3 separate regions of the Homo sapiens genome follow, and all the other regions are linked to region 3. Evidence: chromatin loops called from intact Hi-C (ENCODE). Cell type or tissue: ascending aorta. All regions are shown on one strand. Links, peaks and the distances in the headings refer to the core of each region. The heading gives the core; the rest is flanking DNA.

Evidence for each region. Peaks named below come from ENCODE experiments on the same cell type or tissue, not always from the same donor. Only the 100,000 strongest peaks of a DNase experiment are listed, where the experiment ranks them.
Region 1: it touches region 3 in a loop (7-fold over the local background); 5 of 110 quality-filtered maps call a loop at or near these places.
Region 2: it touches region 3 in a loop (4-fold over the local background); 13 of 110 quality-filtered maps call a loop at or near these places.

The regions. Positions count from the first base shown.
Region 1 is chr11:68,916,130-68,926,730 of GRCh38, forward strand. IGHMBP2 (immunoglobulin mu DNA binding protein 2) reads left to right here. Exons shown (of 15, transcript NM_002180.3): 7 at 1,607-1,754. Among named protein-coding and RNA genes, the nearest start is that of IGHMBP2, 18 kb to the left of the region's middle. In ascending aorta, for the core only: no CTCF peak of the experiment used is centred there; DNase peaks (open chromatin) are centred at 7,742 and 8,436; H3K27ac peaks cover 2,589 bases.
Region 2 is chr11:68,940,931-68,951,531 of GRCh38, forward strand. No RefSeq gene overlaps it. Among named protein-coding and RNA genes, the nearest start is that of MRGPRD, 35 kb to the right of the region's middle. RefSeq lists an enhancer at 5,706-6,569. In ascending aorta, for the core only: no CTCF peak of the experiment used is centred there; DNase peaks (open chromatin) are centred at 1,121, 1,454 and 2,141; H3K4me3 peaks cover 1,077 bases; H3K27ac peaks cover 4,570 bases.
Region 3 is chr11:68,996,170-69,006,770 of GRCh38, forward strand. It overlaps MRGPRF (MAS related GPR family member F), which reads right to left. Exons shown (of 3, transcript NM_145015.5): 3 at 8,229-10,092. The coding sequence ends at 9,109. Among named protein-coding and RNA genes, the nearest start is that of MRGPRF-AS1, 11 kb to the right of the region's middle. RefSeq lists enhancers at 6,241-6,741, 7,702-8,203. In ascending aorta, for the core only: a CTCF peak has its summit at 4,818; DNase peaks (open chromatin) are centred at 4,752, 5,322, 5,412, 6,022 and 2 weaker places; H3K27ac peaks cover 5,000 bases.

The DNA.
Region 1 (10,601 bases), core at 5,521-10,520, 77 kb before region 3:
CTCCACTGCACTCCAGCCTCGGTGACAAAGCAAGACTCCGTCTCAAAAAAAAAACCAAACATTTTCCTGGGTGTCTTTCTGTCTGGTCCTGTTGTCTTGCTAGTAGTGGCAATGGGAGAAAAGTAGCCTGAACATAAACATTGAAAAAATTGGCATCCTCCTAGAGCTTTCCGTCCATTCCACCTTCTCCTTGTGAAAGAGGACACCAGTCGGCTGGAGAAGTAGGGTGGTGGTAGGTTTCTTCCATTTGAGAGGGCCTTTTCCCCCCAGCCCGACACTCCGACACTTTTGAGCTCTTTGGTTCTCCCGTGGACGCTTTGTTGTAGTGTCTGTGCTCACGTCCTGTCCTGTGTGCTCACTGTCGGTACTGGTACTCCTTGGTGTCTTAGTCTCAGAGGAGTGATGGCAGCAGGGAGGGTGCTGGAGCCAGTCTTTGCTCTAATGTCTGTGCTCACATCTTGTCCTGTGTGCTTACGGTCAGCACCTGCACCCTCGGTGTCCTAACCTCGGAGGAGTGGCGGCAGCAGAGAGGGTGCTGGGAGCCAGTCTTTGCTATGGGCCCGTGGCATCGAGGCTGCTTGCGTGGCTGCTTGCATGGCAGCGTGGGGATGGGCCGCCTGCTGGGAGGGGGAGGAAGGATAGATGCATGTCATGCAGGTTCGAGGTGGTGGAGGAATATGCATGATGTTTGCTCATCACAAATGTGGGTGATTTCATTTCCTGTTGAAATTGGTGCTTTTGAGGATTTTCTTTCTCTGTAAATTATACACAGTAAAATACCTCCTGTCACCCCTGCTAAAACTCCATCCCCCAAAGTAGAAATCACAAATAAGGAAAGGTTACATCTTTTTTTTTTTTTTTTTTTTTTTTTTAAAGAATCTTGCTCTGTCGCCCAGGCTGGAGTGCAGTGGTGCAATCTCGGCTCACTGCAACCTCCGCCTCCTGGGTTCAAGCAATTCTCCTGCCTCAGCCTCCCGAGTAGCTGGGATTACAGGCACACACCATGCCCAGCTAATTTTTTGTATTTTTAGTAGAGACAGCGTTTCACTGTGTTGGCCAGGCTGGTCTCGATTTCCTGAGCTCGTGATCTGCCTGCCTCGGGCTCCCAAAGTGCTGGGATTACAGGCATGAGCCACCGCGCCTGACCAGTTCCATCTTTTTGAGATATTAAAGTAAGTTGAGGTTTTGATTATGGGTTGAAAAAATTTTTTTTAATCTCTTGAAAAATGTAGAATAATATGTGAAGCTCAGTCTCTCTATTCGTAAGCTCCTACAACCCAAATCCTGGGGCGGGCAAGCGCTTTTTCTTCCCCAAGATCAAATGCCTGTGTGCAGGGCAGGGCTGGTCCAATTTCTGGTCTCCTCTGAGTTAAAAACGTGGTCTCTTTCCAGGACTTAAAATGTCTCTTCCTGTGACTTCAAGGCAAGTGAGGATGTAAGGTGCTTAGTTGCGTGTGTGTATCTGTGTCTCTTTCAAGGAAGATTTCTGAGTGTTTTTTACGGAGTTTATTGAACTGGACTGAATGATAGAAGCACTTCATAAATAGAGTTGAAGAAGTACAAAGTTGGACTGAAGTAAGTGTATCTCCTTTGTTTTTCTTTATAGGTGAAAAACAAAAAGACCCAGGATAAGAGAGAGAAAAGTAATTTTCGAAATGAAATTAAGCTGTTAAGAAAAGAACTGAAGGAGAGGGAAGAAGCAGCTATGCTCGAGAGCCTCACTTCGGCAAACGTGGTCCTTGCAACAAACACAGGTGAGGGGGCGTCTCCATCCTGCCTGTGTGGCCTCGAAGAAGGAGTTGGGGTGTGTTCCCTCTTCTGTTTTCTGGAAGAGTTTGTTTAGAATTGGTATTTCTTTCTTAAAAGTTGGGTAGGGTTCACTAGGGAAGGCCTCCGTACCTGCAGTTTTCTTCATGGAGAGGTTTTGAACTACAAATTCAACTTCTTCAATAGATAAAGGGCTGTTCAGGTTGTTTTTCTTCCATGAGCTTGTAGCTTTCAAGAAGTTTGTCCATTTTATCTAAACGGTTGAATTTAGAGGCATGAAGTGGTTCCTAATATGCCCTTATTCTTCTTTTACTGTCTGCAGGATCTGTCATGATATAACCTGTATTATTCCTGATACTGGTTTGTGTGCTCTTTTTTTTCCTGCTCTTCTGGCTGGAGGGTTTTTTTTTTTAAATTTAGATTTTATATATACATACATATATATTTTAAGAGACAGGGTCTCTGCCAGGCGCAGTGGCTCACACCTGTAATCCCAGCATTTTGGGATGCCAATGCGGGTGGATCACCTGAGGTCAGGAGTTTGAGACCTGCCTAGCCAACATGGTGAAACCCCATCTCTACTAAAAATACAAAAATTAGCCAGGAGTTGTGGTATGCACCTGTAATTCCAGCTACTTGGGAGGCTGAGGTAGGAGAATTGCTTGAATCCTGGAGGTGGAGGTTGCAGTGAACCAAGATCGCGCCACTGCACTCCAGCCTGGGTGACAGAGCAAGACTCCGCCTCAAAAAAATAAAAACCCCAAAACCAAAAAAACAAAGCAAAACAAAAAAAGAGACAGGGTCTCACTATGTTGCCCAGGCTGGTCTCAAACTCCTGGGCTCAAGGGATCCCCCTGCCTCAGCCTCCTAAAGTGCTAGGATTACAGGTGGACCCACCGCGCCCGGCCTGGCTGCAGGTTTCAATTGATCTTCCCAAAGAACCAGCTTTTGCTTTTTCTCTATTGTTTTTCTGTTTCATGTATTTCCACATTGATCTTTATCGTTTTCTGTTTTCTTGGGCTTGTTCTTTTTCTTGCTTCTTAATGTAGAAGCTGAGATCATTGATTTGAGACCTTTCTTTTTTTCTGATACGAGCATTTAGCTCCATAAATGTCTCCCTAAGTACTGCTTTTGTGGCATCCCACAAATTCTGATCTGTTATATTTCATTCATTTCAAAATGCTATCTCATTTGCCTTTTGGTTTTTTAGAAGTGTTATATAGTTTCTAGATAGTTGGGAAATGTCCAGATATCTTTCTGTTGTTGATCTCTCCTCTCCTCTCCCCTCCCCTCCCCGTCCCCGTCCCCGTCCTGTGTGGGATCTCACTGTGTTGCTCCTCTCCTCTCCTCTCCTCTCTTCTTCTCTCCTCTCCTCATCCCTGTCCCCATCCCCATCCCCGTCGCCTTCCCTATCCCCATCCCCATATGGGATCTCACTATGTTGCCCAGGCTGGACTCAAACTCCTGGGCTCAGGTGATTCTCCCAGCTCAGCCTCCTGAGGAGCTGGGGCTCCCTGCATGTGCCACTGCACCTGGCTTACTTTCTGTTATTGGTTTCTAATTTAGTTCCATGTGGTCAGAGGACATACTCTCATGACTTGGATAGTTCATCGAGACTTACTTTATGGTCCAGAATCTGGTCTCTGTCTTTGTGAGTGTTCCATGCACACTTGATAGAACGTGTGTTCTGATTTTATTGAGTGTTCTGTAAGTAGTCAGATCATGATGGTTGATGATGTGGTTCAAGTCTGCTGTATTGAGAGAGGGACGTTGAAATCTCTGAATATAACTGGACATGTCTGTTTTTCCTGCAGTTCTATTGGTTTTTGCTTCATATCTTTGGAAACTCTTTTACTGGGGTCATAAATGTGGGGCTATGTTTTCTTGATTAATTAACAAATTTATCATTATGAAATGACCTTCTTTATCCCTGATAATATTCTTTTTTTGAAATCTACTTTGTCTGACATTAAAATAATCATTTCAGCATTTCAGCTTGCTTTTCTTTTCATTATGGTCAAAAACCTGTAAAATTTACCATCGTAACCCTTTTTAAGTCTGTAGTACAGTAGCATTAATTGTATGCATGTTGTTGTACAGCAGATCTCTAGAACATTTTCATCTTGCAGACCTGAAGCTCTGGATCTGTTGAACAGCAATTCCCTTTTTCCCTGTCCCAGATCCTGGCAGTCACCATTCTCCTGTCTGTTTCTAAGAATTTTATTATTTTACATACCTCAAGTAAGTGGAACCATGCAGGATTTGTCGTCTTGTGACTGGCTTGTTTTATTTAGTGTAATGCCCTCATGGTTCATCCATGTTGTCCAGCTTTCTTTTTATTTTTAAGAGACAGGGTCCCAATCTGTCACCTAGGCTGGAGTACAGTGGTGCGGTCAAAGCTGTACTCCAGCCTTAACCATGAATGTGGGACCTCCAGCAATCCTCCCACATTGACCTCCTGAGTTGCTGGGATTAACAGGCGTGAGCCATTGCACCCAGCCCCCACCTTTCTTTCAACTAGTGTTAGTGTGATCTATCTTTATCCTTTTTCTTAGAACCTATTTGTGTCTTTATGTTTAAAGTGATCTTTTAAAAAATATTTGAGACACGGTCTCACTGTGTTACCCCTAACTGGAGTTGCAGTGGTGCAATCATGGCTCCCTGCAGCCTCAACCTCCTGGGCTGAAGTGATTCTCCCACCTCAGCCTCCTGAGTAGCTGGGACAACAGACACGTGCTATCACACCCTGCTCATTTTTTTGATTTTTAATAGAGACAAGATCTCACTGTGTTGCCCAGGCTGGTCTGGAGTTCCTGGACTCAAGTAGTCCTTCCACCTCTGCCTCCCACAGTGCTAGGATTACAAGTGTAAGCCACTGTGCCTGGCCTGTTTATTTCTTTTTAAAGAGAGAGTCTTGCTCTGTTGCTCAGACTGGAGTGCAGAGGCGTGATCATAACTTGCTGTAGCCTTGCATTCTTTGGCTCAAGTAATCCTCCCACCTCAGCTTCCCGAGTAGCTAGTACTGTAGGCATGAGCCATTACACCTGGCTAATTTTAAAAATGTTCTTTTCTTTTTTCCTTTTAGAGATGGGGTCTTGCAATGTTGCCCAGGCTGGTCTCAAACTCCTGGCCTCAAGTGATCCTCCCACTTTGGCCTAAAGTGAATTTTTTTGTAGATAGCATATAGCTGGGCCTTGCTTTATTATCCAGTTTGACAGTTTCTGCCGTTTGTTCTTTGTTATATTTTCCTCCTCTTCTGCTTTCTTTTAATTAATTAATTGAACATTTCTTTTTTTTTTTACATAAGTTCTCACTATGCCCCATGATTGAAGATTTCTTAGGAATTTATTTTTATTTATTTATTTATTTTTAAAAGATAATTTATAGAGACAAGGTCTTGCTGTTTTGCCCAGGCTGGTCTCGAACTCCTGGACTCAGGGGATCCTCCCACCTTGGCCACCTTGGTGCTGGGATTATAGGCATGAACCATCACTCCTGGCCTATTTTTGTTTTTGTTGGCTTGTTAGCTATATATCTGTATTTGATTCTTTCAGTGGTTACTTTAGGCCTTACAGTATGTGTCTTCAACTCATCATAGTCTGTTCATATGCCACCTCACATATAGCATAAGGGCTTTATGATTGCAAGCTGACATTTCTCTCCTCTTAGCATTTATGCTTTTGTCATATATTTTTCTTATACGCATATTCTAAGACTTACAATGCTTGTTCTTGTTTTAATGGTGAATTATCTTTAAAGAGATCTAAATAATAAGAAAAATGTCTTCGTATTTGCCCGTGTAGTTACCACTTTTGGCGCTTTGTTTTCTTTTGGTTTAGGTCGTGTATTTCCACGTGGCATCATTTTCCTTCCACCTGAAAGGCATCCATGATCATTTCTTGTAGTGTGGGTCAGCCGGTGATGCAGTCCAGTAGCTTTTGTATGTCTGAAAATATCTTGTTTCACCTGCAGTTTTGAAAGATATTTTTGCTGCGTGAGAATTCTAGATTAACACTTTTCCTTGCAATATTTTAAAGATGTTGTCCACTGTCATCTGCCTGAGTATTTCTGAAGAGAAATTGGTCATCCTTATCCTTGTTCCTTTGTATGTAACGTGTCTTTTTTCTTCTGTCTGCATTTAAGATTTTTTCAGCCAGGTGTGGTGGCTCATGCCTGTAATCTCAGCACTTTGGGAGGCTTAAGGCGAGTGGATCACCTGAGGTCAGGAGTCCGAGACCAGCCTGGCCCACATGTACTAAAAATACAAAAAAATTAGCAGGGTGTGGTGGTGGGCACCTGTAATCCCAGATGCTCAGGAGGCTGAGGCAGGAGACTCGCTTGAACCCGGAGGCGGAGATTGCAGTGAGCTGAGATTGCACCACTGTACTCCAACCTGGACGACAGAGCCAGACTCCGTCTCAAAAAAAAAAAGAAAGAAAATGATGCTTTCTTTATCACTGGTTTTAAGCAATTTGACTATGATTTGCCCTGGTGCTATTTGCTTCATGTTTTTTTTTGAGACAGAGTCTCACTCTGTCACCCAGACTGGAGTGCCGTGGCGCAATCTTGGCTCACTGCAACCTCTGCCTCCTGGGTTCAAGCGATTCTTCTGTCTCAGCCTCTGGAATAGCTGGGAGTACAGATGCACACCACCACGCCTGGCTAATTTTTGTATTTTTAGTAGAGACGGGGTTTCACCACATTGGCCAGGCTGCTCTCGAACTCCTGACCTCGTGATCCGCCTGCCTTGGCCTCCCAGAGTGGTGGGATTACAGGTGTGAGCCACCGCACCCGGCCTCATGTTTTTTAACATTGTGGTGAGAACACAACATGAGATCTACCCTCTTAAATGTTTAAGTGTACTATATAATATTGTTAACTATAGACGTCGTGTTGTGCAGCAGATCTATAGAATTTATCTTGCACAGCTGAACCTTTATACTTGCTTATTGCTGAGTTCACTAATTTCCTTCTTTCATGCCTAATCTCACATCTGTCCCATCCAGTGTAACTTTCATCTGACATCCAGAAATAAGAGTCTTTTTATATCTTTGATGTTCTTATTTAATTTTTTTAACATTTGGAATACAACTATAATAACTGTTTTGAATATTCTAGACTATTATTTCTCTATCACCTGTGTCATTTTTGGTCTCTTTCGATGAACTGTTCCCCTTGAGTGGTTGTGTTTTCCTACCTTTTTGTAGGCCTGCTAATGTTTGTTTGGATACCGGACATTGAGGATTTTACGTTGTTGCATGCTGAATATTGAATATTTTTGTATTCCTATAATCTTTTTTTTTGTTTTTTTGTTTTGTTTTTTTGAGACAGCGTCTTGCTCTGTCACCCATGCTGGAGTGCAGTGGTGCGATCTTGGCTCACTGCAACCTCTGCCTCCTGGATTCAAGTGATTCTTTTGACTCAGTCTCCCGAGTAGCTGGGACTACAGGCATGCGCTACCATGCCCGGCTAATTTTTGTATTTTTAGTAGAGGCGAGGTTTCACCATGTTGGCCAGGCTGGTCTCAAACTCCTGACCTCAAGTGATCTGCCTGCCTCGGCCTCCCAGAGTGCTGGGATTGGTGTGAGCCACCACGCCCAGTCTCCTATAATATTCTTGTGCTTGGTTTTGGGAAGCAGTAAAGTTACTTGTAAACAGTTTAATCCTTTTGAGTCTTGCTTTTGAGATGTGTTAGGGTCTGGATCAGTGCTTAGTCCAGGGTTAATATTCCCCTGTACTGAGGTAAGACCCTTTGAGCTTTCTACCCAATGCACCCTGTATCATGAGATTTTTGAGTTTGACTGGTGGGATTAGGTGCTGTTCCCGGCCTTGTGTGAGCACTGGGCACTTTTCTCTCATTGTTTTGGATGGTATTTTTCCCAGGCCTGGAGTAGTTTTCTCCTAAGCATGTGCTAATCACAATACCCAAGGGAATCTCGCAGCAGATCTCTGGGGTTTTTTCTCTCTGTGTAGCAGTCTCTTTGGCATTTTGTCCTGGAAACTCTGCCTGCATTGGTCGCCACAGATTCTCAGCCTTGTCTCCTCAACTCAGGGAGCCTTCTAGGTTCTACCTGGCTGCCCCTTCTCTGTACTCTCTCCTGGAAACTCTCAAGGCAGAAAGCTGGGGTAACCCCAGGGCTCACCTCCTTTGTCTCTCGTTATTCAGGGGTTACTTTTCTTTGTTACCTGTTGTCTAGTGTCCTGAAGAGTGTGGTTTCAGTTATTTTAAAAAAATTTTAAATAACTGGCTGGGGGGGTTGTTATTTGAGATGGGAGAGTAAATGCAGTCCCTGCTATTCCATCTTGGGCAGAGGTGGAGGACGCACATTCTCTCTTGTAGCCAGGAGAGAGCACTCCCGTTACAGAGCTGTGTACCTTGTGACTGTTGTGGGAATCTTGTCAACCACTCTTTTGGGGTTTAGGAATGTGTTTGTGAGACCTCTGGTTTGTTCCTGTGTGATAATAGTACCACAAAGGTAGCAGCTGAAAACAACCCACGTTTATTATTCTACAGTTTATCTGGGCGGAGAGCCCAGGCCCGGCTGAACAAGGTGCTGTGCTCAGGATCTCACAAGGCTGCGATCGAGGTGTCAGTGGGGGCTGCAGTCTCATCTGAAACTTGCCTGGAAAGGATCTTTCTTCAGGCTCACGTGGTTGTTGGCAGCATTCAGTTCCCTGTGGGTTCTTGCTGGGTGTTGGCTGGAGGCCGCTCTTAGCTGTTTGCCCTTAGGCCTTGCCAACATGGCTGCTTGCTTCCTAAAAGCCAGCAAGAGACATAGTCTCCTAGCACAATGGGTTATCGTCTTATGTAATGTTATCAAGGGTGTCACATCTCATCACCTTTCCCCTGTTCTGTGGATTAGAAGCAAGTCTCAGGCCCCACCCACATTTGAGGGGAAGGGATTATGCAAGATGTGAATACCAGTGGCCAGGATCCTGGGGCATACCTTAAAGCAAGTTTGTCTAACTAAAGGCCTGCAGGCCACATGTAGCCCAGGATACTTTGAATGTGGCCCAACACAAATTTATAAACTTTCTTAAAACATTATGAGATTTTTGTCTCTGTGTTTTTTTTTTAAGCTCATCAGCTATTGTCAATGTTAGCATATTTTATGTGTGGCCCAAGACAATTCTTCTTCTTTTAATATGGCCCTGGGAAGCCAAAAGATTGCACATCCCTGCCTTAGAGTCTGTTTGCCACAACCTCTCAGCTGGTGGGCTGCTCTAAGGAACAGAGTCCAGGTTCTTTTTTTTTTTTTTTTTTTTTGAGACAGCATCTCACTCTGTTGCCCAGGCTGTAGTGCAGTGGCACAATCTTGATTCACTGCAGCCTCCTCCTCCCGGGTTCAAGTGATTCTTGTGCCTCAGCCTCCTGAGTAGCTGGGATTGCAGGCGCATGCCACCAGGCCCAGCTAATTTTTTTTGTATATTTTGTAGAGACTGGATTTCACCATGTTGGCCAGGCTGGTCTCGAACTTCTGACCTCAAATGATGTGCCCACCTTGGCCTCCCAAAGTGCTAGGATTACAGGAGTGAGCCACCACACCTGGCTAGATTCTAATTGGCTTTGTAGTTATTGCTTTATCCAGTTGTGTTTTAAATCAGACAGGAGAAAAAAAGGGTCACAAGCAGAAAATACATTTATGGGGTCTTTTATATCTACCCATGTAGTTGCCTTTATTTCTTCATGTAGATTTGAGTTACTCTCTCCAAAGGACTCCCTTTGGTATTTCTTGAAGGGCAGGTTTGCTGTGACAGATTCTCTAAGCTCATCTTTATCTGGGCATGTCTTAGTTTCTCCTTCATTTTTTGAAGGATAGTCTTGCTGGGTATAGAATTCTTGGTTGACAGTCTTTCAGCCCTTTGGACGTGTCATTCCATTGCCTGCATACTTTCTGATGGGAAAGCAGCTATTGATCTCATTGAGGGCTCCTTATATGTGACAAGTTGCTACTCTATTGCTGCTTTCAAGTGTCGTCTTTTGTCTTTTGAGTGTGTGATTATCATGTGTTAGGTGTGGATCTCTGTGAGTAAATTACATGGAGTTTGTGGACCTTCTTGGATGTTTAGATTCGTGTTTTTCATCAAATTTGGGGAGTTTTCAGCCATTATTTTTTCAGGTATTCTTTCTGCCCTTATTCTACTCTCGTCTCCATCTACAACTCCCATTATGAATCAGTTGATTCACTTGATAATGCCCCACAGATCTCTGAAGCTCTGTTCATTTTCCTCCATTTTTTTCTTTCTGATCTTCAGGCTGGATCTTCTCAATGGACCTCTCTTCAAGTTTGCTGATCATTCTCTCCTGTTGAATCCTTCTAGTGAATTTCAGTTATTGTACTTTTCAACTCCAGAATTTCTGTGTGGTGCTTTTTTTTTTTTTTTTTTTTTTTTAGATGGAGTCTCGCTCTATCGCCAGACTGGAGTGCAGTGGTGTGATCTCGGCCCACCGCGACCTCTGCCTCCCAGGTTCAAGCAATTCTCCTGCCTCAGCCTCCCGAGTAGCTGGGTCTACAGGCGTCTGCCACCACGCCCAGCTAATTTTTGTATTTTTAGTAGAGACTGGGTTTTACCATGTTAGCCAGGATGGTCTCTATCTCTTGACCTCATGATCTGCCTGCCTCAGCCTCCCAAAGTGCTGGGATTACAGGCATGAACCACCATGCCAGCCTCTGTGTGGTACTTTTTAAAAAATTATTCCTGTCTCTTTATTGATATTCTCTTATTTGGTGAGACATTATTCTCATATTTTATTTCTTTAGACTTGTTTCCCTTTTGCTGTTTGAACATACTTAGAATCGCTGATATTTCAAGTCTTTGTCTAGTAAGATCAG
Region 2 (10,601 bases), core at 12-5,011, 58 kb before region 3:
CTACCCGGACTGACGCCCCACCCTGGGCCACTAGAGCCCCTCCTCCTCCCCCTGTCCTGTCCTTGTCTGTTCCCGTCAAGTGGCTTTTGGACTGAATTGTTTGGGAAGGGGACCAGGACTCTACTGCATTTTGTGTCAAGTGCGGCAGAGTTAATCTGGTTGCTTCCATAAGTGCTGAGCACCATGCACAGAAGGCTGCAGTTCTCATGCTCTTTGAGGACCCGTGGCTGTGGGAGGCATTTGTGTAATGATGCTCTTGGGGGATGAGGGCACCATTGGAAGCATCTCCCGGTTGACACAGCACACAGGGACAGGTGTTCTTCCTGCAGGGGCGGGGGCGGGGGTGCCTGCTTAAGCTCCCCAACTTCCCAGAATCCAAACAGCTGATAAGAGTCCTGCCCTGGGGTTGACACGGATGCTGAAAGATGTTGGCTCTTGGGTGGGAGACAGCCGACAGCCACACTCCCTGCCTCCTAGGTAGCCTGTCTGCAGGAGAGAAGGAGGCCAAAGAGAAACAGACCCAAAAATGGGGGTGGGAGAGTGACCTGATGACACTGTTTGAGCACCTGGATGTAGCCATGCCTGACCTCCACCCCATTCTTCCTGGTGTCCTGAGCTAGTAAATCCCCTTTTTTAGCTGAAGAAGTCTGCCTTGGGTTTTTGTCACTTGCTGCCAAAGAATCTTTGCTGACCCAGTCATGCCCACATCTGTTTATCTTATTGGGCATACCCCTCCCAGCATGGAGGCAGTATGGAATTAGTGTCGCCCCACTCATTAGAGAAGGCACGATTGGAATCCAAGCCCTGTACCTTTATCCAGGTGTTCTTCTGTGGGCCGTCCCACCAGGAGGAGCTTGAAGTAGAGGAAGGCAGCCAGCATCAGCGGCGGGCCGGGCGGGTGGGGGGTGGAAGCTTCTGGAATCGGAGGGACCTGAGTCTGAACGCCAGCCAGCACCACCGTCCACTGAGGTGTGGCCTCAGCAAGTCACCTCTCCTCTCTGAGCCTGTTTGTCATCTATGAAGCAGGACGGGAACAGTTGCTGCCGCGCCAGCTGTGCTAAGTGGAAGACATGAAGTGCAGCATCATGTCCTTGCGGGACCTGGCTCCGGGTTTGTCGTCTCCCTGGCTGTGCCCCCCAGCCTCCTGCATGGAGCCTTCTCCCCTTCAGCACTGACCACCGCGGCCCTTGGTGATGCATTGTTAAAATGCCAGAACCCAAGGTTGCAACATAAAAAGTTTCCATTTCTCATCCCAGAGAGGCCTTGTTAGGAAAATATTTGTAGCTGGTTGTTTGAAAAGTACCCTACAGTTTGGCCTGGATAGGGTAACCCAAGAAAAGGAAAAAAATTTCCCAAGCCAAACGTCTCCCTGGCCAGCTGGAGTGTGGTCTTGCTGACAGTAGCTGCAGGCTGTAGCCCACCCGGGCCGGAACCGGGTGGAAGAGAGTAGAGGACTCCCTTCTAAGGAGAACTGCCCACCTCCACCCGTGCGGCTCCCCTGAGGTAGCCCTGCCATGTGCTCCTTTCCGGGGGTGCCGGGCAGGGCAGTGGGCACAGGCAGGAGCCCCTGCCAGCTCTGGGCTTTGCTCCTGAGTTTACTTGGGATGTGCTGCGTGCCTTGGGGCCTCAGTTTCCTCCTCTGTAACATGGGGAAGTAACAAGACCTGTCTCAGGGTAGCTGTGAAGATGAAATGATCAAACACACAAGGCCTTGGGTACGGCGCCTGGCTTCTAATAAATGTATTGCCCTCCTCCTCGTCATCTTGCAAAGCAGCAGTGGAGAGGAACGAGACGGCACATGCCGCTATAGAAGGGTTTCAGCAAATGGCCTTTCCTACCAGAGACAGAGGCAAGAGTGCCCAGGTCCCAAGGGCCCACCGGTCAGCTGCTGGTGGAAGTCGCAGGTCCCCCAGTGTGGGTCTGCCTGGCTTCCTTGCACCCAACACAGCTCGCCCCCGCCCTGTGCCGAGCAGGCCAAGGGTGGGCCAAGGGCGGGCCTAGGGCAGGCCTGCTCTGTTTACCTTGGTTTGTTTGGAGCTGCCCAGAGGGATCCCAGAGTGGGCTGAAGGGCACCACGCTGCTTTGGGAGGTTTTAGGCCCACGTTATAGCCCTGGCACTTAAAAGGAATTGTGGTCACCACTGGGAGCATAGCAAAAGCTGCAGCCTTATTTGGTCTGGAAACTTCTTTGCTTGCAGGAAAAGCAGAATGGGGAAGCAGGCTCTCGTGTGGGTGGGCAGATTGGGGCCAGTTCTTCATTACCCAGGGATATGAATTACTTTGCTACCTCACTTGGCTCTGGTTTTGGCTTCTGGCCTTCTCCACTGAAGCTGCAGCTCACAATCTCCCCCAGCCCTCAGCTGCCAATGAGCTGTTCTGTTGTGCAGCTTTATTGAGGTGTAATTGTCATGCCATAGAATGCACTCGTTGTAAATATACGATTCAGATTCGATGATGTTAGTAAACATGGGGCTGGGCCACATACCCCTACCCGTCCCTACTGCTGGGTGCTGGTCTGCAGTTAATCTCTGCTCCTGCCCTCAGCCCCAGGCAGTCACCAGTCAGCTTTCTGTCCCTATAAATTTGCCTTTTCTGGAAACTTCATATAAATATAGACTGTCCCCAACTCCCCGTGGTTTTGACGTAACGATTTTTTGACTTTACAATGGTGCAAAGGCTTGTATGCATTCAGTAGAAACCACCATTCTGTGTTCATGTTCAGTACAGTATTCAGTAAATGACATGAGAAATTCAACACTTTATATTATCAAATAGGTTCTGTGTTAGATAAGTGTGCTCAGTAAGCGTTCTGAGCATGTGTAGGGTAGGCTAGGCTAAGCTACGATGCCCAGGAGGTCAGGTGTATTGAAAGCATTTTCAATCTGCAATGTTTTCAATTCCCCATGGATTTGTGGGGAACATATTCCCATCATAAGTCGAGGAACATCCGTATCCAGCCCCGTGCATCTGCGTTCTTTTACTTCACCTGATGTTTTTGAGGTTTGCCCATGTGGTGGTGTGTATCAGTGTTTCAGTTCTTTTTATTGTCAAACAATGTCCCATTGTATGGATACACCCATTTAGTGTATCCACTCATCTATCGGATATTCAGATTGCTTCCACTTTTTGGCTGTTTTGACCCATGAGGCTGCTATGAATATTCATCGTTCAAGTCCTTCTGTGAAAACATGCATTCTCATTTTTCTTGGGTAGATTCTTAGAAGTGGAATTGCTGGGTCATAAGTTAGTTTATTCATTTAAGAAACTACCAGGCTTTTCCAGAGAGGTTACACCATTTTACATTCCTGCCAGCTATGTATGCGGGTTCTAGTTTTTCTGTTCTTGCCAACATTTGGTATTGTCTGATTATTATTACTATTACCACCATGTTGGTGGGTATATACTATGATCTCATTGTAGTTTTAATTTGCATTTTCTTAAAGACTAAGGAAGCTGAGCACCCTTTTCCTGCGCTTACGGGACATGTAGATATCTCCTTTGGTAAATTTTTCTTTTTTTTTTCTTTTTTTTTTTTTGAGACAGGTCTTAGTTTGTAGCTCAGGCTGGAGTGCAGTGGCACAAACAGGGCTCACTACAATCTCGACCTCCTGGGCTCAAGGGATCTCCAGGCTCAAGGGATCCTCCAACCTCAGCATCCCCGAGTAACTGGGACTACAGACGCGTGCCACCACACCTGGCTATTTTTTTTTTTTGTAAAGATGGGGTTTCGCCATGTTGCCCAGGCTGATCTCAAACTCCTGGGCTCAAGTGATTTGCCCACCTTGGCCTCCCAAAGTGCTGGGATTACGGGCGTGAGCCACCACACCTGGCCTCTTTTATTATTATTATTTTCATAGAGACAGGGTCTTGCTTTTTTGCCTGGGTTGGTCTTGAACTCCTGGGCTTAAGCCATCCTCCTGCCTCAGCCTCCCAAAATACTGGGAATATAGCTTTTGCTAAGCTCCCAGCAGTGACCACAATTCCTTTTAAGTGCCAGGGCTATAATGTGGGCCTAAAACCTCCCAAAGCAGCGTGGTGCCCTTCAGCCCACTCTGGGATCCCTCTGGGCAGCTCTGGGATTATAGGTGTGAGTTACCGTGCCTGGCCCTTTGGTGAAATTTCTGTTCAAATCTTTTGCTCATTTTTAAGATAAATTGAAGTGTCCTATTATTGAGATATAAGATATCTTTAGGCCGGGCATGGTGGCTCATGCCTGTAATCCCAGCACTTTGGGAGGCCAAGGCAGGCGGATCACGAGGTCAAGAGATCAAGACCATCCTGGCCAACATGGTGAAAGGCCATCTCTACTAAATATACAAAAATTAGCGGGGGCATGGTGGTGTGCACCTGTAATCCCAGCTACTCAGGAGGCTGAGGCAGGAGAATCGCTTGAACCTGGGAGGCAGAGGTTGTAGTGAGCCCAGATCATGCCACTGCACTCCAGCCTGGGCGACAGAGGGAGACCCTGTCTCAAAAAAACAAAACAAAACAAAACAAAACTTTATATAGCCTGGATAGAAGTCTTTTATCAGATGTATGATATGCAAATATTATCTCCCAGTCTTTGGATTCTTTCAACATTTCCTTAATATTGTCTTTGGAAGTGCAAAAGTTTTAATTTTTTAAAGTCCAGTTTATCGATTTTTTTTCTTTTATGGCTGTGCTTTCTGTGTCATGTCTAACATCTCTTTACCTAAATTGAGATCACAGAGGTTTTTCCTATGTTTTCTTTTAGACATTGTACAGATTTAGTTCTTCTGTTCAGGTCTGTGATCCATCTTGAGTTCATTTTCATGTATGGTATTGGTATAAGGCAAGGGCCAAAGGTTGGTTGGTTTGGTTGGTTGGTTGTTGCATGCGGATCTCCAGTTGTCTCAGCAATTGTTGAAAGACTCCTGTTTCTTCACGGAATTTCCTTGGCATCGTGTTAAATATTGTTTGAGCATAAATGGAGGGGTTCATTTCTGGGTTCTCAATTCTGTGCCATTCATCTGTCCATCCTTACGCTAATACCACAGGCTCCTCCCGTCCCCATCATGAGGGCAGCCTTCTGGTCATGGAGACATTGCAAGTTTACACTTAGAGGCACGGCCCCCACAACCCGTCTCTGACTCAGCGAAAATGGAAAGAGTTTTGAAAACATATAGCCACACTCAAGATAAACACCCCCGTGTTCCAGACCACAGAGAGAAACAGGGCTGGCTGGGTGCGATGGTTCACATCTGTAATCCCAGCACTTTGGGAGGCCGAGACGGGCGGATCACCTGAGGTCAGGAATTTGAGACCAGCCTGGCCCAACATGGTGAAACCCCGTCTCTACTAAAAATACAAAATTAGCCGGGCATGGTGGCACATGCCTGTAATCCCAGCTACTCGGGAGGCTGAGGCAGGAGAATTGCTTGAACCTGGGAGGCGGAGGTTGCAGTGAGCCCAGATCGCGCCACTGCACTCCAACCTGGGCGACAGAGCGAGACTCTGTCTCAAAAAAAAAAAAAGAAAGAAAAAGAAACAGCTGGCCGAGGAGGGGACGCTGTGGACCTGCTAGGGTCCTCGTCTGGTCAGGAGCAGGGGCGGCCTGGAGCCTTTTTTCCTGTGGGCCAAAGGAACAAAAACGGCCAGTTACGAAGTGGGATCTGAGCCAGGCTCTCACTATGAAACTAGATGGTAAGGCAGGCTTTCTGATTCATCAGAGGAAAAAAAAAAAAAGCTGTTCCAGTTACTATGGCTGCATAACACATCTACCCAAAACAGCCATTTATCACATTCATGGGTTCTGTGGCTCAAGAATTTGGACAGAGCACAGTGAACATGGAGATTCGAGAGGCCGGTGCTTGTCTCAAGGTGGCACCGACCCTGAGGTGAAATTTGGCCCTGGGGCTGCGGTAGGGTCAGGCCGACCTTGTCCCCTGCTGAGACCCCATGTTTGCTTAGCTCCCCAGCACCCACCCTGAGAGTCGCCCAGTGAGTCGCATGCCCCCGGCTCAGGCTGCCTTCTGGGCACCGGACTTGAGCGTCAGTCCCCAGCCTCGCAGCCCTAGGTGCCAGTCATGTGCTGATTATCTCCAGCTTTGATCCCTCCCCACACTCCAAATACCACTCACATTTCTCCTGGGATGTTTAGTAGGCAGGTGAGTGCAGCGCCTCCAGAATCCAGTGCCTGGTCTGCCCCGGGGAGTGGACTGAGCGCTTCCCTCCCCACAGGTAAATCCATATGCTAATCCCCAAACCTGCGAATGTGACCTTATCTGGGAAAAGAGTCTTCGCAGATGTAATTAAGTAAAGGTTCTTGAGAGGAGATCATCCCGGGTTACCTGGATGGTCCCTAAATCCAATGACAGGTGTCCGTCTAAGAGACATGTGAGAAGAGAAGGAGGCTGCCTGCAAACACAGGCAGAGGCTGGCGTGGTGCAGCCACAGGCCAAGGAACGTGGAGCCCCCAGAAGCTGGAAGTGGCAGGACAGGGCCGCCCCTCGAGATTTTATCTTGAAGAGAGAGAATCAGTTTCTGGGTTTGTTGTTGTTGCTGTTTTTTGAGATGGAGTTTTGCTCTTGTTGCCCAGGCTGGAGTGCAGTGTCGCAATCTCAGCTCACTGCAACCTCCGCCTCCTGGGTTCAAGCGATTCTCCTGCCTCAGCCTCCCGAGTAGCTGGAATTACACCTGGAATGACAGGTGCCCGCCACCACACCCAGCTAATGTTTTTATACTTTTAGTAGAGACAGGTTTTTGCCATGTGGCCAGGCTAATTTCGAACTCCTGACCTCAAGTGATCCACCCGCCTCGGCCTCCCAAACTGCTAGGATTACAGGCGTGAGCCACCGCACCAGGCCGTCGCTGCTTTTGAGTCAGGGTCTCAGTGTGTGACCCAGGCTGGAGTGCACTGGTGCGATTATAGCTCACTGAAGCTTCAGCCTCCAGGGTTCAAGTGATCCACCTGCCTCAGCCTTCCAAAGGGCTGGGATTACAGGCGTGCGCCACTGCCTCTGGCCTTCTTACATCTTTTTTCCTGTTTTCTATCTCTCCATCTCTTCCTTTTTTAAACAATGAGATGTTCCTCAGCCTTATTTTCCAACCATTTTATTTTTGTTTAGGTTTTAAAAATTCACACCATTTTCCTTTCAGCATCGAAGAGCCCTTCCCTCATGTCCCTTTTTGCAGTGCTCTCCCTGTGGGGCTGCGTCTTCTCTTTTCTGTCTGTGGGTGTGGTTTTGTATTGTTTGCTGCTTTCTTTTTCCTGCAGTGTTTCGATTACAAATGGCTTCCGTCTGCCTTTCGCATCGTGGCTTTCTGCAGATTCTGGTAGTTGTCCCCTCCTATCAGCCAGGGACTGACTCTCCAAGACCGTGCGGAGGGCTCGCTGACTGTGGGCTTCACTGAGGCATCAGCTGCCCGGCCGTTGAGCCAGGGACCAGAAGTCTTTCCCCCTGGATGTGCCAGGTTGCAATCACAGTCTCTGTTCATACACCTGCTTACTCACCCTCCACTCAGTACGGGGTTCCCCCGCCCAGCTATGCCTTGGGACCCTCAGGCAGACTCATTCTGTTTTACCCACTGCAGAGCCTAGTCGGGTATTTGGTCTTTTCTCAGAGTAGAGGAGGAGGCTTCTCTGAGTAGCAGATGGGATTAGAAGATCTGATTGCTGCTGCTTTCATAAAAATTGTAAAATATCTATAACATGAAATTTAACATTTTAACCATTGTGTAAGCAAGTGTACAACTCAGCGGCATCCCTTACATTCCCAGCATTGTGCAACCATCACCACCATCTGTCTCCAGAACTTTCTCATCTTCCCACATGGAAACTCCATCCCCATCAAATACCAACCCCCCAGCCCCTGGAATCTCTGTTCATTTTCTGTCTCCATGACTGATTGCTTCTTTTAAAGACTTCCATCCACCCGCCTTATTTTAGCTCCTTCCCACCCCACTTCTTGGGCTCCCAAGGCCCCCAGTTCCTGAGCCTTTAGGTGATTCTGTGGCATCAATTTATTTAGTGGCCTTATGTAGATGTGTGTGTTCAATCCGCTAACTTTACATGGATGTTTCTCTAGATCAGGGGGTCCCAGGGGTACGGGTCCATGACCTGTTAGGAACTGGGCCTCACAGCAGGAGGTGAGTGGTGGGTGCACCCGTGAAGCTTCATCTGTATTTACAGCCACTCCTCACTGCTCGCGTCACCGCCCGAGCTCCGCCTCCCGTCAGATCAGCGGCGGCGTTAGATTCTCATAGGAGCGCGAACCCTATTGTGAACTGCGCATGCGAGGGATCCAGGCTGCGTGCTCCTTTATGAGACTCTGATGCCTGATGATCTGTCACTGTCTCCCATCACCCTAAGATGGGACTGTCTAGTTGCAGGGAAAGAAGCTCAGGGCTCCCACTGATTCTACATTATGGTGAATTGTAGAATTATTTTATTATATATTACAATGTCAATAATAGAAATAAAGTGTGCAATAAATGTCATGCGCTTGGGTCATCCTGAAATCATTCCCCCTGCCGCCCCACGGCCTGGCCCATGGAGAAATTATCTTCCACGAAACCGGTCTCTGGTGCCAAAAAGGCTGGAGACTGTTGCTCTATAATATTTAAGTTATCTTTTGCAGAGACTTTGTTTTTTGAGACAGGGTCTTGCTCTGTTGGCCAGGCTGGAGTGCAGTGGCACAATCACGGTTCATTGTAGCCTCGACCTCCTGGGCTCCAGAGATCCTCCCACCTCAGCTTCCTGAGTAGCTGGGACTACAGACACATGCCACCATGCCCAGATAATTTTTTAAAAAAATTTTTAGTAGAGATAGGGTCTTTGTTGCCCAGACTGGTCTGCTGGGCTAAGTGATTCTCTCACCTCAGCCTCCCAAAGTGTTGGGGTTACAGGCGTGAGTCACCACACCTGGCCCTTTGCAGATACTTTGTAAACAACCAGTAGAATCATTTTATAATCACATTATATTACATAATCATTTAATGTTAGTGCTTAATGACAAAAGTTGGATATAAAACTACAAAATCAGCATGCTCAACGTACGCCAAACACACATATATGCATAGAAAAGATGGAGCTGGGTGTGGTGGCGCACACCTGTAGTCCGAGCTACTCAGGAAGCCAAGGCAGGAGGATCGCTTGAGCCCAGGAGTCCCAGGCCAGCCTGGGTAAACATAGTGAGACCTTGGCTCTAAAATTAAAAAAAGAAAAAGAAAAGATACAAAGGCATATGGCCATTGTAAACACCTCTGATCTTTGGGATTTGGTGTGATTCTTGGTCTCTCGTTTATAGCTAAAAAAAAAAAAAGTTTCTCCAATGATGAATGTTGGTTCTATAATCAGAACAGGACAATTCCTGCTGGTTTTCCAGTTAGGCAGCTGATGGGGTCGCAGCTGCTCCCATTTTTCAGCAAGTGCCAAGGAAAGGCCAGATTTCCAGTGGGTCTGGGGTCCTCCACATTCTTTCTCCATCCCAGGCCTGTGTGGTCTCGGTGGCTGTGGGCTGGGGTGAGCCAGAGTTGGGCAGTGAGGAGAGGGAAATTGGCCCAGTTTGTGTCTTAGAAAAGTCCCTCTGGTGGCTGCCTTGAGGAGGTGTCTGAGGTGGAAAACCTGCCAGCAGCTATAGTCTGGAGAAGTCAGAGTCAGGTGGGGTACACAGGGGCGCATCTGCTGACTATGCATGGGCTCAGTCATCAGAACTTGCAGACTGGCCTCCTGCAGGGGTGAGGGGCTGGGAAGATCCCCACGCTTCCGGCTTGGGGGACGAGTGACTTTAATGGCTCACAAAGCACTGTCCAAATGTTCTTAATAATAAGAATTGTATTTCTTTCTTGTTTAATGCACATATGCTACCCAGAAGTCCCACACTCCTGGAAATGCATGTATATGCAGAATTCCGGGTTTTCTAGTGATGTCAGGCTGATTGGCATCTACCAGACAGTTCTACTGAGACCTGGGGCCCCTCGCCATGAGCAGAAGCAGGGAAGGCTGCAGCCCCCCTGGGGTAGGAGCTCTTTGTCCTCATTGTAGCAGCGGTGGATGCAGCTCTCAGCCTGGCCCTTTCAAAGTCAGCCGGATAGGGTCGGAGTTCCTCCTGTCACTTGGGTCAGCCGGACAGGGGCCGAGCTCCTCCTCTCACAGGCCCGCTCTGTCTCATGACAGGTGTCAGTACCCGCTTGTCTGCTGGGAGAACTGTGTGATTCTCTGACAGAGGTCATGACACCTTGGTACATTCTGCACCTTGGTTGCTGGGGGAGACATCTGACATCAGCCCGGCCAGGAGAACCCAGCTGTGGTTCCAGGTGTGGTGTGTGGCTCCAGGGAATGGCCTTTGGGGGTTTCAGCCAGTCACGGCAAGCCTATCCCCTTGACCTGTGCCTATTCTAGGTGGACCTGGGAGCCTGATTCCAGGGGGACCTGGGAACCTGGTTCTGTTTAATGAACAGCGGAGAGGAGGACAGAGGAGAGAGGCCCCCAGAGGCTGGGGGCCTCTGGGAAAGATCTGATTTACATTTTCTTTCTTTTTTGAGGCAGGGTCTCGCTCTGTTGCCCAGGCTGGAGTACAGTGGTGCAATCATGGCTCACTGCAGCTTCAACCTTCTGGGCTCAAGCGATCTTCCTACCTC
Region 3 (10,601 bases), core at 2,838-7,837:
TATTTTGAAAGCTTCCAATGCTAAAGAAGAAAGAAGGTCTACCCTTGTCTTCACCCCCAGGTATCACTATAAATCCTTGAAGATTTTTTTTTCTGTGCATTTACCTATCAATATATGTTTTTTACATAAATGAAAATATAGGGCCTGGTTGTCTCGTAAGCTTGCTTTCTCAAAAACAAACTATGTCTTCTTGAATTTAGCTTGTCCGACGCTTCTCCGTGCTGTGCTGCACACTGAGGTGGCAGGTCCCAGGGTTGGTGACATGAGCTCATCCGCGCTTTGAATGTTTTTGAGGTGGGTTTCATTATTTCTGCTTTATTTGGGCTCAGAGAAGCTGAGACACTTGCTGGGCTACCTGGCTACCCTGGCCGAACAGGAACTCCCCCAACGTCCCACGGGGTGCAAAGCATCGCTTCTGTCCCCCACGCTCTCCTGCCTTCACCCAGATTGCAAAAAACAGGCCTCTCACCTGTCTTGGATGCAGTGTGTGGTCCCTCGGTGAAGGTGGCTGGTGCCTGCCCACTCCAGTGCTGGAGGCCTCAGCAGCCACCTAGGCCCAGGCCCCTGAGCCGCTCGCCCTGTTCTGGCTCTGGCCTGAGCTGCCTGCTTCTCTCCCGCTGGGCAGGGCTGCCCCCAGGCTCAGAGGAGCCTGTCCCCAGGATCCCCTGATGATCTTCGCTAGGTTCCCTCTGAGCAGTGGGAAGCCGGGCCTGAGGTATAAATGCAGGATGGGTGCCGGCCCCGCCTGCCAGGGCCTCTGCACGTGGGTACCGCGGTGCTGGCCCAGAAGAGCCAGCTGAAGTCTAATGGACCTGAGCATGAACCCCCGGCCCCCACAGGAGACAGCTTGGCGGCAGTGAAATGGAGGATGAGGCTGGGGCCTTCAAGGAAAGGTGATACCTCCCTTCCTGAATGCCACCAGGGATGGCCGAGGAGACCTCACAGCATTAGTGAGACCCACCGTGGGGGGTTCAGGTGAAGCCATGGAGGAAATGGGGGTTCTTGTGGGCTGGGAAAGGCTATTACAGCCACCCCCAACTGCCTGCCTGGGGAGATGCTCTGGCTAATGGACTCACTAAGGATGCTGCCTACGGAGGGATGGGGAGGAAGAAGAGCTGGGCCCGGAGCCCAGGATCTTATTTCCAGTCTGAGTTCCACTGCTTGTGAGTTGGGGAACCACACCATTCAGGTGACGTCTCTGAGCCTCAAAGTCCTCACCAAAATGCCTGTAGTCCCTCAGGGCCTCCCTCAATTCCTAGAAAGAAGGGGAGCTCACACACATGCCACACAGGCAGATGGTAGAGCAGCCCTTTCCCCCACACCGGCCGAGGCCCCCTTCCTGCCTGGCGAGGGAAGAGTTCTGATGTGTCAGTCCCCTCAAGGGCAGGATGGAGGCCGGCATCTTATCCGTGTCACCTGCCCTGTGAGGGTGCTGGCCTGGAGCAGGTGCCGGGTGGGCCGTATGGGTGGTGCAGCGGATGGCTGAGTCTCTAGGACGGTCCCCGAGCTAGCATGGTGTTCATTCTCACTGTCCCGCCCTGCAGCGGAAGGAGGTATAGGCATGGGAGATGCTGGGCATCTGCTTTGAACAAATGTGCATGAGGAAAGAAAAAGCGGGGACCCCAGACGTTAAGGCTGATCACAGAAGTAACCCTAGGCAACTGACTTGGGGGACAGTCTTAGGGGTGTGGGCGGTGCTGACTCTGCAGTGACAGTGAGGACTTCCCTGGCCTCTTTATTCTGGGTTTGCTGTGCTGGACCTATGGTGCCTGTCTCTTCTCCAGGAGGGGAGATCCTGCCTGAGAATGGGCCAAGACCCAAGAGACAGAGACAGGCTGCTCAGAAAGACATAAGCTTCCAGAAGGTGGCAGTTCTCACATTTTTTGTGCCTTCTGTGCCTAGAACATTGCCTGGCATGTAGAGATGCTCACATTTCTTGACTAATTGCTAGTTGATTGACAGAGTCCCCAGATCCAGGCACCTGGATCCAGCTGTTCTTGAAGCCCATCTTTGCCTGGACTTTTTAGTAATAGGAGCCAGTGCATTCTGTGTGTGTGTGTGTGTGTGTGTGTGTGTGTGTTTCAATGGGGTTTTTGTCATTTGCAACAAAGATTCCTGACCAGTGGAGAAACTAATACCTGAAAGAGGCAAAGAGGCTTGTTGCAAATACCTGCCTTTACATATGCAATTGGCTGGGTCCTGGTGGGATGACACCGTGAGGTTGGTAAAGCCCCACTTTCTGTGTTGGGCCACACGTGTCAGGAGGCAGCTCAGCTCTGCTTCCCCAGGCCTTTAAAGAACATGTGACATCAGGAGTGGTCCCTGCAGATGTCTTATCTGAAGCCTCCCTCCGGGAAGAATCTGCTTTCAAGTTCATGTGGTTGTTGACCGGGCTCGTTTCTTTGCCGGCTGCCAGGCTGGGAGCCTCTGTTTATTGCTGGCTGTTGGCCAAAAGCTGCCTTCAATGGCTTGCCACAGGGGCCTCTCTAATATGTCAGCTCACAACACGGCAGCTGGCTTCATTGAAGCCAGCAAGGGAGAGAGTCTGCTAGCAAGATGCAAGTCACAGTGCTGTGCAGCCTAATCAGCTTTGCTGTGTTCCATCGGTTAGAAGCAAGCCACTTGGTACAGCCCATGTGCACAGGGAGGGGATGACACGAGGGTGAGACGGCATTGCTGGGGGCTGTCTTGGATTCTGGCCGCCACATCGGTGGGCTGACCAAGACCCCCGTTGCGCTGCTGGTTTCCTGCCTAGCACAGAATATGCCACAGACCAACAACCACCACGTGTTTTTGTTCTTTCCTTTTCCTTTCCAAGTGGGAATTCTAAAAAAAAATTATTGTTATTTCCTTTTTCCTTTCCATTGCGTGTTGTGTGTCTGGAGAGTGACCATCATTTGGCCAAAGGGCACTGTTGTGGCCTGAACGGGGTCTCCCCAAAATTTGTATGTTGAACCCTCAAACCCCCTGTACCTTAGAATGTAACCATATTTGGAGAAAGGGTCTTTAAAGGGTTAATGAAGTTAAGATGAGGTCACTAGGATGGTCCCTGAATCCAGTGTGATTGGAGTCCTGATAAGAGGAGGTGAGGACACAGACAGGCACAGAGGGACCACCCTGTGAGGACACAGGGAGAAGGTGGCCGTCTGCAAGCCAAGGAGAGAGGCCTCAGGAGGAACCAGCCCTGCCACACCTTGATTTTGGATTTCTGGACTCTAGGACTGAGAGAAAGAAAATTTCTATTGTTTAAGTGCTCCCACCAGTCTGTGGTATTGGTGAATGGGTGATAGCATCCCCAGAAAGTACTACAAGTACCTTTCAAAGAGGAGGTGTTTGTGGCTCTGACGGAGGGTGGCGTGAGTAACACCCAGGGTGTGGGCTCGGAGCTGGGGAGGCAGGCCCTGCGGTTGACTTTGGTCATCTCTCTTCTGTGGGGAAGGCAGGCATTTTATGTTGTAAATTATACAGCTACAGATTTTGGCTGGGAGCATTTAAAAATCATACTTAGGAAAGAAGTGGGCACGTAGAGGGTGGACTGAGGGGAGGAACGTGGCCAACACCTGCTGTTTGCCTGCCAGTTTGTTTGTTTGTTTGTTTATTTATTTATCGAGACAGAGTCTCACTCTGTCGCCCAGGCTGGTGTGCAGTGGTGTGATCTCAGCTCACTGCAACCTCTGTCTCTCAGGTTCAAGTGATTCTCCTGCCTCAGCCTCCCGAGTAGCGGGGATTACAGGCACCTGCCACCACGCCTGGCTAATTTTTGTATTTTTAGCAGAGACGGGGTTTTGCCATATTGGCCAGTCTGGTCTCGAACTCCTGACCTTAAGTGATCCACCCACCTTGGCCTCCCAGAATACTGGGATTACAGACATGAGCCACTGCACCCGGCCATGCTTGCCAGTTTTACCTTGGGCGCACCTCTTCCCTGTTTTCAGTCCACTGGGCTAAGGTGGGGTGACTGTCACCCCCTGTCCCCCATCCCTGCCTCCAGCTCCTGGGAGGGTGTGTGCCCCTGGCCTGGCCAGTGCACTTGATATCAGGACTTAAGCTAGAATCTCCAGGAAGGGCGTGCTCTTTCTGCTGGGATTGCAGAATTTGTAGAAGATAAACCGAGAACTGCCGCTTACCTGCCATTTAGTTTTTCCATTGAGAATAAATAGAACACAGACCAAAACAGGGATGAAAACAGGGAAAAGAGAAGTGGCCTAGCGAACATCATCTGCGGCCCTGGATCCAGCTGTGTCTGAAGCCAGAATCACTTCTGGAACTTTCTGGGTATGTGAGTTAGTAAACTCCCTTAAATACACACATACCTCCCATGTACCCCAGATGCCAAAGCTAGATTAACCCGGGGTTTCTGTTACTTGCCACCAAGCACCCTGTCTGATATGGTGTAAAAGTCTGCCTGGGACACTAATCTACAGTGGCATAAAAGCAGAGATGGATGGTCCACCCAGGTCGGGGCAGGGCTGTGCCCAAGGCTGGACCTACTGCCCAGTGGTGCCAGGGAACTTTGGGGGGATGATGGAAGCGATTCTTCCGCAGGGATAGAAACATTCTGATGACATGGGCACATAAACATTTGTCCAAGATAATTAAACTGGATATTAAATGGGTCAGTTTTATTTTATGTAAATTAGGTCTCAATTCAATTTATTAAAAAGATGTTTAAAAAAATCTGCCTGAGCGGGGGAGCCTCCTCTTGCATGCCAGGAAACTTGGCGCTGGCACTCTGACTCACCCGCGCAGAGTTTTCCATGAGTTTTGATTTTGTGAACTGTGCCCTGTTGTTTTCAAGTTCTCCAGCTGTCAAGCCCCTACTGGCTTAAAAGGGAATGTTTTGCACTTGTACTCTCAGTGGTTTTAGTTTGGGAGGATCTCTGCAATGTGTTTGCCCAGCTTTTTGGCCTTGTCACCAGCCCGTCGAAGGGCACATTTCCCAGGCCTGGTCATCTCCCTGTATGCCGAGGGGCCGGACCACATGTGGACCCTCATTTCCCTGCCCTACCTTCTAGATGAGGCCCTGGTTCTTGGGGAGGAAGGATGGTCCTAGCTGAGGATTCCAAGCCAAGCTGTGCAGATGTGAAAAGATCCTGGGGGCTTAAAAATCCTGGCATAAAATATAAAATTCAAGTTATCTGAAAATGACAACTGGCAGGGGATCCGGGAAAGCTGGGTGGATGCCAGAAAGGCATTCCGTTTTCCTTTTGTGAAGACAGGAGACAGAGACGGGAGAGGCGTCGGCGTTCAGGCCGTTTGCTGAGTGTCCGCTGAGCACCTTGTTCCCAGTCCCCGCTTTGATTCAGACGCCCACAGCCTGAAACTGAGCTGTTTCCTCCATTGGTCTCCACAGAGTGTGGATAGGTCTCGATGGCCCGTCTGGGTTATCCTAGGGCTGTGATGGGCATGTCCAGGCCACTCCGTGCATCTGCCCGGAACCCCAGTGTCCAGTGCTTTGCAGATGGGAGATGGAAGGTCAGAGACCTGAGCCTCCAGGGCAACAGGAGGGCCACTGTGGGGAGTCCCTGGATGGTGATGTAGGCCTCCAGCCAGGGCCGTCCACCAGCGCGACTGACCTTGGATGAGAAACTCCATTCATGAGCCCCCACTTCCACAGCTGGGGCTGACAGTATGGGCCATGTAGCCCTGCATGGACAGTCAACAGAAAACCTACGTGCAGCTCTTGGCCAGCACCCACTGCCCATAGTATGTCCGCAAACAGCAGATTGGTGCTGGGGACAAACCACTCACAGGCACATCCCTTCTGCAGTGGCCATTCTGCTCCCTGCCCTGAACGCCCGACCAGGGCAATCAGGCACACCGGCTGCCACCCCAGGCCACTGCACCAACTCCTGGAGGTCGGTGCTGTAGCTGACTTATCCAAGGAAAGTGAGGCACAGCAAGACTGAGGTCCCATGGCTTATAGGTGGCAGCCCTCTGCCTCCCTGAGGCTTGCTCTTGACTTTCCAAATTTGGCCTTGCTTATCCCTTGCATAATCTAAAAGAGCAGCTTATTTTTATAGAAATAGTGGGTGGCAGACAGCACGGAAAAGTGGAGAGTTCTGCCCTGCCTGATGCCCCACCCCTGCCCCTTCACCCCACCCTTCCCACATACCACATGGTTGTTACTAAGTCGGCTTTGTAACAACCAGGGCAGCCCAGATGCTCTGGTCCCATGCCCCACTCTCCATTCTGTGACCTGCTGTGGATCCTTTTCCCAGAGCTGTGGGATGGAAATCTCCCCCGCAGCCCTCAGCTCCTCCCAAGCCCACTTTAATAATTAAATACCAAAGGAAGGAGGAGGAAAGTGGAGGAGAGCGGGCAGTTCCCGCTCATCTCATCATCTGTGCAGTCTCCCTCCATTAGCACAGAGAGCGAGGTGGTCCAGGGAGGTGTGGGAATCCTGGGGCTTTGCGGGGGGATGGAGGGGAAGAAAGCTTGTTCCCTAGCAAGACTGCAAACACCTGCACCTGAGAAGGGCCACGGGTTGGGGGAGGCCTAGTTCCTGGGGTTCACCTCTGCCCCTCCCGCCTTAGGATCCATCAGGGCAGATGCCTCCTCCTAGAGTCGGACCCAGCCTATTCCTGACCTCCAGGCCCTGCTACTGCGTGAGGCTGTCCACCCCCTCACCGGCCCTGGCTCTGAGCTGTTGCAGCAGCATCCAGGCAGGGAGGCCCCTTCCTTCTAGGTCAGCAGCTCCCCACGAGGACTCAGGGCTGGAGTCCTGGGGTGGGGACTCCTAAGGAAGAGATGAATTCCCAGGAACTGGGATGCTCTGGGCCCTGAGGAGGAGCCAGGACCCCAGATGGACCCCCCACCCAGCTGCCTTCAGGAGAGGGACGTGCTTCTGCCCACTTGTGTAGCTAGGATGCCCGTGCTGGTGGGAGCTTTCGCCACTGGACGAGGTCCTAGCCCTGCCTCCTGGTGTGTCTGCTCAAGGCCCCACCTGGCTTCTCTGAGTCGCTGGAAATGACCTGTTGGACATGGTGGTCTCCAGCTCTGCTCTTCTGGGATCCTCTGACCAGCGCTGGGGAGGGTGGGACTTGGAGGATGGCAGAGCTCGTTCTGGGCACTGGGAGGGAGCGGGTGGGGACATGCAACCTTCATCACCTAGAGGTCCTGGAACTACGACATCTGGGCCACATGAGATCCCCTCTTTTCCTAGAGCGGTGGTCTTGCTGAGAGGACCTGACCAGGATTGTTAGAAAGGGGAGCATGGAGGAGCAGTGGGCTGAGGAGCAGGGGCAGGAGGGCAGTGGAGGTCAGGTTGGCCGGGCAGTGGATCATCAGGGACACAGAACTGGGGGGTCAGCCCACTGAGGGCTGGACCACTTCACCAGGGGCAGGCTGAGCAGGCTCCAGGGCCTGCAGTTAGAAGGCCACGTTCCAGGTGGCTGGGTGCGTGAACCTGGTGGTACTGCCCACGCCTCTACTCATTCCCACCTGGAGCTCGGAGTGCTGCCCGCCTGCCTGCTCCTGGCTCTGCTCTGCAGACGAGGGGCCCAACTCTGTCAGCCACGTTTCCTGACTGGGGGCACCAACACCTCTGCCATGATCTCTCTCCATGGGACCATGGGGTGAGCAGGCTTGCCTTAAGGCTTGTCTCAAAGGAGCCAGGGTCCTAGGTTGCACACCAGGAACCCAGGATGGGGCCCTTCTGGGGGCTGACCAGAGGCAAAAGGGCCAGGCAGGAACCCTTCTAGCGTGGCGCTGGCTGGGCTGTCATCTTGGGAGGGCTCCCAGCCTATCGCTGGGTTGTAGAGAGATGTCTGGGCACTGGGAGGCTGGCTCAGGGATCTCAAGACAGAGAGGGGCATCCTGAACGGGGGCAACAGGAGGAGAGGCAGCAATCCACTCCACGGAGCCTCCGGTGGACACAGGCAGGACCATGGTGGCCGGCCCAGAGCCTGGCATGGAGGAGGTGAGAGCTGTGGCTCCCAGAGGCCGTGGGGGCCTCCGAGCTGAGAAGGGGCACTGGGATACGCCGGCACAGGACAGCCTGGCTGACCACGGCTCCCTCTGGCAGGGAGTGGACAAGCCACAGGAGCGGGAACACGGGTGTGTGCAGACCCAGCCCCAGGAGGAGGCCTGAGAGCAGAGGCAAAGAGCAAAGTGTGCGGGAGAGCTGGCGGGGGGTGCCACCCGTCCCGGGACTCTGTGCCCTTGGGCGTCCTCACTGTCGGAAACAGAGACCCAGGGTAGGACTGTGGGCATGAAGCCTTCCTGGCTGCAAGTTATAAAATGTTTATTGATATACATTTTGTCTTTTATAAAACTTCCGTTGGCCACATTGGGCCACTGTGCACCACAGTGCCAGTCCCCAGGTGGCCAGGGCGGAGCCAGTGTCCACTTTCGGGTGGGGGCTGGAGCCAAGAGGCTGTCCAGGAGCTGCCCAGTGGGTCCTCATGGCCTGCGGGATACCTCAAGTGCTCCCGGAGGCAGCCTAGGACTGGCTCGTCCCGGAGTCAGAAAAGGCAGGTCAACTACCCAAGGCGGCCAAAGGCCCTTCCTGTCTCCAGAGCCTTGACATAACCAGAAATCCCCCCATCAAAGTCACCAAATGACTCGACGGGGGGAAGGGAGGTTGTTTGCAGAAAGACTTAGCTACAAGGCATGTGAACCAGAACTTTCTTCCAGACACCATTTCCTTCACATTTGCTCACTGATAATGCCTTAAGAGGATCGAATCTCTGGAACAGCCCTGAATGGCAGGGATGAGGCTGCTGGCCTGGTGCTGGCTGGGACACAGTCAAGGAGGGCTGACCCAAGAGGCAGAGGTGGCTAGGCTGGGTGTTGACCTCCTCTCTTTTACCAACCAGCCTAGGGCAAGGAGGGGCCCCACCACCTGGGGGCAACTTCTGTACAAGAGGTCTCTAGGGGAGCAGAATGGGTGGGGGAGCCGGGCAGGGGCCACAGGGTCTGTTTGCTGGTGGCTGCCCAGTCTCCCAGCCACCCCTGGAGTCCCCAGCCCAGGGAGAAGGAGGCCCGAGGAGAGGAAACAGATCTTTCTTCTCCTGTATGGACTCAGAAGCAGGTGCCCATTCCTGTCCCAAGGCGAAGGGTCTTGGAGGCCGCTTCCTGCCCCTGCCTCCTCCAGGCGCTGGAGTCTCAGGAGGCGTTCCCCGGGGGACACTGCATCTCCATGGTGACTGTGTTGGGCGTGCTGCCCCCGGCCTCCCCCAGCTCAGCGCCGTCCCGCAGGGCCCGCTGGAAGACCACCCTGAGCGGCTCCCACAGCCGCTGCGACTTGTCCCTCCCGGCCAGGAAGTAGACGATGGGCTTGGCGCTGCTGTTGATGCAGATGCACAGGTCAGTGACGTACTCGGGGAAGGGGGCCGGGATCTGGAAGACCCAGAAGAGGAACCAGTCGATCCCTAAGTAGATGGAGGACACCAGGAAGACGGAGACCATGGCCAGGATGACGTGGTTGAGCTTGGCAGAGCGCTGGCGCCGTCGGGCCCGGCACTCCACGTGCAGGATGAGGGCCAGGCAGGGCAGCACCATGAGCGGGCAGCAGAGCAGGAACAGGAGGATGCCCAGGAAGATGTCCATGTGCCTGCAGGCCGCGCCGGGGGCCCCGCGGCCCAGGAACACGCAGAAGTAGTTGTGCAGGCAGGTGACCAGGAGGGACAGGACCCACAGCAGGGCGCACACCACGGCCGACAGGCGCTTGGGCCGCCGGCGCCAGTACCAGGCGGGGAAGATGACCGAGGCGCAGCGCTCGGCGCTGACGGCCGGCAGGAGGCTCACGCCGGTAAGGAACATGCAGAGCCCCAGGACCCGGCACACGCTGCGGATGTAGTCGGCAAACGTGCCCAGGAAGCCCCCCGTGTTCAGGATGGAGAACACCGCCTTGCTGAAGAGGTAGCCCACATCGGCGCTGGCCAGGTGCAGGAAGTAGATGGAGAAGGGGTTCCTCTTGATGGAGAAGCCGAAAAACCAGAGGACCAGCCCGTTGCCCACCAGGCCACACAGGCAGAGGAGCAGGAAGATGTAGTTCATGACGGCCGGAGGCGGCAGCATCGCGATCTGCTCGATGGTCAGGAAGCCCCGGCTGTAGAGTTCCGGGGCCTCGCTCAGGCCAGGGCACATCTGCGCAGGTGCAGAGAGGGACACCTGTGATGCCGGCTGGCCCCCACCCACAGACCTGCATCTGGGGCCCAGCGTGGGGGAGGGGGGGGGTCCCAATTAGGGACTTGGGGCAGGGAGGGGGTCTGTAAGGCAGTGGCTGTGGAGCAGCTAACTGGCTGCAACTCTATCCTCAAACGCCCCTGACCTCACCTGATGTTAACTCTCCGTCCCAGCGTCTAGAGCTAGCAGCACACAATGGTGCCTATAGGAGTAGAGGTAGCACCAGACAGTGCCCAGGAAGGGTGCCAGGCTGCCCACCGGTCAGAGTAGACTGTCCAAAAAACGTCCAAGTCGCACAAAAAACTGCAGAGCCTTTCCCTTTTTTTTTTTTTTTTTTTTTGAGACAGAGTCTCACTCTGTCACCAGGCTGGAGCGTGCAGTGGCACGATCTCGGCTCACTGCAACCTCTGCCTCCCAGGTTCAAGCGATTCTCCTGCCTCAGCCTCCTGAGTAGCTGGGACTACGGGCAC